2 separate regions of the Homo sapiens genome follow, and region 1 is linked to region 2. The links are chromatin contacts, found by Hi-C or POLR2A ChIA-PET in ENCODE. All regions are on one chromosome and are shown on one strand. The core of a region is the stretch at or near the end of the contact, and the rest is flanking DNA. Distances in the headings are between cores, read along the strand shown.

Region 1 (2,700 bases), core at 87-2,586, 42 kb before region 2:
TCCTCATTCTTTTCATTGGCTTCCAGTTAGTAACTCTGCCAGTCTCTCTATTCTTCCCTGGGCCTTCTCCATCTTTCTCTTTTGAGACACAGTTTTCTAGAAAACACAGTAGAGTTGGAAAAAGTACAGTGATCAGACAGGTAAGAGGCTTGGGCTGGATTCCTGGTTCACAGGTTCTGGTAAAACCGTTGCCCTCCCTGGCCTTTGTTTCCCTGCCCACCTACAAATGCAGACACTGGGTCAGATGCCCCCAAAGCATCATTCCAACACTGCCATTCTGTCTTTAACCCAGGAGTTCCCAACCCCCAGGCCACAGACTGGCACTGGTCTGTGGCCTGTTAGGAACCAGGCCGCACAGCAGGAGGTGAGCAGCGGACGAGCCAGTGAAGCTGCGTTCTGCCTGCTGTCAGATCAGCAGTGGCATAAGACTCTCGTGGGGGCAGGAACCCTATTGTGAATTGTGCATGCGAGGGATCTAGGTTGCGCGCTCCTTATGAGAATCTAATGATAAATGTAATGCACTTGAATCATACCGAAACCATCCCACCCCCACCTCCAGTCCATGGAAAAATTGTCTTCCACAAAACCAGTCCCTGGTGCCAAAAAGGCTGGGGACCGTGGATTTAACCCACCCCAGATTAGCCAGGGCTGTATGTGCCTGCGTGAGAACCTGCACCCACAGATGATGACAGGGAAAGGTCCTGCGTCTGAATCACCCAGGCCTTTACCAGATAGCTCAGCGCACGCCTTCACTGGCAGAACCCAGGTGACAAACAGGTCTGCATTTCCTGATCAGTCAGACTCCTCCCAGGAGGCTGGCACCTGGCCAGGCTCTTAAACCAAGAGAAGTTTCTTTAAGAGTCGAATTCCTCACAGGTGAAGTGCAGGAAAAAGACATTTATCTAGAGATAGGGAAAATAAATGATCTTGAGGGAATAATACATCCTGCTTTTACCTAAATTACCCAAGTGTTTCAGATGAAAGAGATGTTTCTACCCTAACTTTCTCAAAATAGCCTCACCTGTCCACTGTGACGTGCCCATGGAGCCATGTACAGAGTCTATAATTTGGGGGAGCTCCCTGTCTGCTCCCTCTCAGGGTCAAAAGCTGCAATAGGGGGTAGAAAGGCTGGCCTGGGGCTGCAGGACCATAGGTTCTGCTACCAATGTCCACAGAGGCCTTGGGCAAGCACCTCTCCTTATCTGGGCCTCGAATTCCCCAACTTCAGAGGGGAAGTGGAAGTGAGAGGAGGACTTCCTGGATTCCCCGACTCTCAGATCCGCACCCGCCTCTGAGGGCCGTTCCTGGCCTGTGGCTCTCTCCAGGCCTTCAGGGGGATCAAGAGCTCTTCATCTCTTTCTGTGAGCCAAGCCGGCACAGCCTCTTCTCAAGTGGAAAAACACCAAGTACTGCTGCCCAGCTCCATCCTTCCCGACTGAGGAGAGGCCGGCTGCCGGCCTGATGGAATGAGTCGTAATGAAGCCAGACAGTCCTGCAGAAAAAACACCACCACTGCCAAGATGCCTTTATTTCAGCGTGACTTCCCTGGAGGGTGCGATCCCATCCTCCATCTGCTTTCACAGAACCATTTCCCCACCAGATGTGGTGGGCAACATCTGAGGTGGGGGCCTCCAGGGCCAAGGCAGACCCCGCACACAGGCAGGAAAGTGCAGGGGCTGCCTCTGGGTCCACAGGGCCTGAGCTCCCCAGAGCCGCAGAGCAGATGGCAGCTGATGGCAGGTCATCGTGGTGTTCCTGAAGAAAACAGAAGAGCTTGCCCTTTTTTTTTTTTTTTTTTAAGCTGGATCATGTCTGAAATCCTAGAATTTCAGAGTCAAAAGGGAGTGCTGAGGCCTCACACCCAACCATTCACACATGGCTTTTGAAGGAACATCAATAACACAATCAATCAATGTGAAAACTATATAAGTCAATGAAACCGAGGAGCTGAGGACTGAGAGAGGTTCCTGCCCACGTGACCCAGTGTTTCCCTTTGCTCGTGTGGGGCAGGGGCTCTGTAGGTGTTTGCTATGTTGCTCTCTGTACTCTTCTGTGTTCATCTTTTCTAACTTAAAGCCAAAGGGGAGGTTCCACCGTGAAGCCGTTCATGAACAGAGCCACCCCTTGGTCCCTAGGAGTCTGTGTGGGTGTCCAGCGATGGAAGTCTAAAACTCAGAGCCCTCAGCCTTCCTCCTGGCCTCCCTGGGCCCCCACTGCTCCATGCCTCTTGCAGGGCACAGCAGCACAATGTGACACAGGGGCACCAGGTGCCAGTCTTGGTTCTGCCAGGGATGCCAGATGTGACCCTGAACAACCATCTTTCCCTCTCTGGGCCTCAGTTTCCCCATCTGTACCATGGCAGGCTGAGTTCAATGGCCCTACTCACTTATAGAGCCCTTGAAGATTTACAAAGGACTTTGCATTTTCTTACTGAGTCCAATTTAGGCAAGCCAGAGATGACTATTCCTAGTTCACAAACGGAGAAAGTGATGCTCTGTTTCCACACAACCATAATCCAGGTCCTGACCCGGTCTGGTACCCTCTTCAGCACCCTTCCCCTCTCCCAGGGTGGCTGAGGGGCACAAAGCCAGGCATTCCCCCTCCCAGCCTGGGCACCAACATCTACAGGCTAGACACCCACCCACTTGGCAAGGACAACCTTCTGTAGCCTCTGACCTTCAGGGCCTTGGCAAAGCAGTG
Region 2 (2,700 bases), core at 44-2,543:
GGGATCTGCGTTTCTGCCCCACTCTTGACTGTGGAAACAAAAGCTCCACTGGACATATCCAGAAACAACTCATCTTCTTCCTGACTCAAGCAGCACCTCCCCTTCAGGTGCCCCTACTCCTGCTAACTGCCTGCCCAACCTCCCCTTCCTCCAGGCCCACAGTCCTCCTTGACTGCCTCGTCCTCTGGATTCTCCTCCTCAGCTCCCTGGCTCCTTACCCCTCTGGCACATCCAGGCCAGAGCCCACTTGCCTTCCCGGCAGGGGCCCTGCTGCCAGTCACCTTTCTCAGACCTGCTGCACCCCTAGACTCACCTTGCGGCACATCTTCCTGGTTAAAAAACAACAGAACCCAAAACACAAGAGAACTTTCTATCCCTCTCTATTGCCTAGAGAAGAAGGTCTGGCTCTTGGGGCACCTGTCGGGCCTGCAGTCTACCCTCTTCCCACCACTCACACATCCCCTGGGCTCCAGCTACACCAACTTGCCCACCTCTTTGCTCACAGCATCCCCTCGGCTTGGGATTCTTCCACTCTCTGAACTGCCAGACCTGCCCTCTATGTCCTTGCTAATGCCAGCTCTCAACAGTCCTCTTCCCCCAGGTCAGGGCCAAGGATAATGATTAAGACTAAGGCCCCAAAAGCCAGAAAACCTGCATGAACTCAGACTGCTTGGTCATTTTGTGCCTCAGTTTCCCCACTTGTAAATATGTAAAGTTGCTGTCAGGATTAAATGAAGTAATACATCCAAAGCTCCTATAAGAGGGCCAGTCAGATAGTGAGGACTCAACAGATATCGACAGCATAATTATCCCTGAAACTATCCAGACTCTATCTCTGTGGAACTCTGCCAGATCCCTTATCACACTCATCTTTTTCTTAATCCTGTAGTACATATTTGTCGGGATGTCTCAGCCTCTTGGGAGCAGGAACCTCATCTTCAGCATTTCTCTCCCCAACACCATTCGAACAAGCAAGAGGCACTCTATAAATGCTTTGTTGAATAAAATTAAATACCATGTATTTAGATTGAGATCAAAAACTGTTTACTTTATTGGGAAAAGGCCCCACTTCTGAGGGACCTATGACCACAAAACTGGCCTCAACAGGAAATGAAAGAAATCCCATGGCTTTACTAACTTCTTGTGGAATGAGTAGAGAAAACAAAGTAGAATTTTCTGGAATGAGGCACACACATGGAATCTAGCCATACAGGAAGCTGCCCTGGCAGATCATCTTTGTGATTTGAGGAACTCTGCCCAATATGCCCCTAACATAACTCAGCATCAGGGGCCATCTTTCCAAAATGGAGACACCACCTCTGACAGTCACAGCAGAATTCCATCCCTCAGCCACCATTTGAGAAAACCAGCCCAAGAGTCATGAGGGAAGGCATACACCCAGTACTCCAGCAGGACTGAATGGGATTTGGCAAGGGAAAGACTTTGGCTCTCTCTATGTCAGGCCCCAAGGCATCCAGCCTATCACAGGGTAGGAACAAGGACGCCCATCTTTTCCCTAAATAAATGCCATGATCCTTAGGTGGAGCTATGAGCTTAGGTTTTCTCCATGACCCACCATAAGTGTACATTATCCAAAAATGTCTGCAAATGCAGCAAAACCCAATGCAGGCCGTAGAAAAACACGCTGGGGAAGAACAAGAGAGCTGCTTCAGTCTTTAGGAATGAGACCCCAGGGATACCAGCAAACTTTCCCCCCTACCCCAAAAACAAAACCTCAGGCTTAGAGCAAGGCACAGAAGAGTGATGAATATGTTCCAGGCACAGTAATAAGGCCTGAAGAATAAGACTGCCCCCTGCCACACAAAACTGGGTTATTCAAACCCACTCAGCCTTCAAGGCTCAGCTTAGCCCTGCTTCATCCAGAAAACCCCCTCCCTCTCCTCTAAGCTCCTACGGCATCTCAATTAGCACCATCCATCTGACCCTGAAACAGATCTGCCTGCTATTTTTAGTTGACTTTTTCTGTGTGCTAAGTCACTAATTCTGCTCTTCTATGAACTTCTTAAGTTAAGGAAAGACCTCATACTTCATTCTCCCCTTCCAAATTCCAAGCAAAGTCAAGAATCCATCTCAATTCTTATTTATTGGAATAATTCTGAGCAAAACTCAAAAAGGTAGGGACACAGACAAGTCACCCCTATACTCAGGCAGCTGACAGTCCAGCAGGAGGAACAAAGTAGCCTGTCAACTCTCTCCAGCGTGACATGTGCCATGAGAGGTCTGAGAAACAGATCATGTCCAAGTATAGGTACAGTGAAGAGATCAGGAAAGGCTTCTTGAAGAAGGCAACATTCCAGACGACTTAAAGATGGGGCATCACAGTTGGGACAGTGAGTTGGCTGGTTTGATTGGGTGGGTTGGTTAGTTGGTTGGATGGAATGGATGTTTGGATAGTTTGTTGGTTGACTAGATGGTTGGTTGGCCGGGTTGGTTAGGTTGGTTGGTTGGGTGGGTTGGTTGGTTGGGTGGGTGAGATGATTGGATGGGTGGAATGGTTTGTTGGATGAATGGATGGTTGGATGGTTGGTTGGGTTGGTTGGTTGGTTTGGTTGGTCGGTTGGGATGGTTGGTTGGTTGGGTGGTCAGATGGCTGGTTAGTTGTTTAGTTGGCTAGATATATGGTTGGGTGATCAGGCAGTCATGTAACTAGTTTTGTATGAACAAAAAAATTACTGAGTA

The links. Hi-C counts contacts between places; a loop is a spot of excess contacts on that map. ChIA-PET counts read pairs that join two places held with the same protein, here RNA polymerase II (POLR2A). Pooled maps may share reads with other maps.
Region 1: a map of aorta shows a loop between it and region 2 (9-fold over the local background). The contact joins two enhancer-like sites. A Hi-C loop is called at or near these places in 7 of 168 maps with a recorded cell type or tissue (aorta, ascending aorta, endothelial cell of hepatic sinusoid and 2 more), 1 of 37 single-sample maps with no recorded cell type and 5 of 50 pooled maps. POLR2A ChIA-PET finds 5 or more read pairs at or near these places in 3 of 52 experiments (IMR-90, WTC11 and activated naive CD8-positive, alpha-beta T cell).

The regions. Positions count from the first base shown.
Region 1 is chr7:30,844,617-30,847,316 of GRCh38, reverse strand. The region is part of intron 9 of MINDY4 (MINDY lysine 48 deubiquitinase 4); the gene reads right to left. All of the region lies in intron 11 of INMT-MINDY4 (INMT-MINDY4 readthrough (NMD candidate)), which reads right to left. Among named protein-coding and RNA genes, the nearest start is that of AQP1, 66 kb to the left of the region's middle. Within about 2 kb of position 1,336, at least 18 of the 41 ENCODE cell types and tissues checked have a DNase peak (open chromatin) inside an H3K27ac peak, as active enhancers do; they include ascending aorta, where a contact is called at or near this core.
Region 2 is chr7:30,802,719-30,805,418 of GRCh38, reverse strand. The region is part of intron 5 of MINDY4 (MINDY lysine 48 deubiquitinase 4); the gene reads right to left. The region is part of intron 7 of INMT-MINDY4 (INMT-MINDY4 readthrough (NMD candidate)); the gene reads right to left. Among named protein-coding and RNA genes, the nearest start is that of MINDY4, 33 kb to the right of the region's middle. Within about 2 kb of position 1,293, at least 3 of the 41 ENCODE cell types and tissues checked have a DNase peak (open chromatin) inside an H3K27ac peak, as active enhancers do; they include ascending aorta, where a contact is called at or near this core.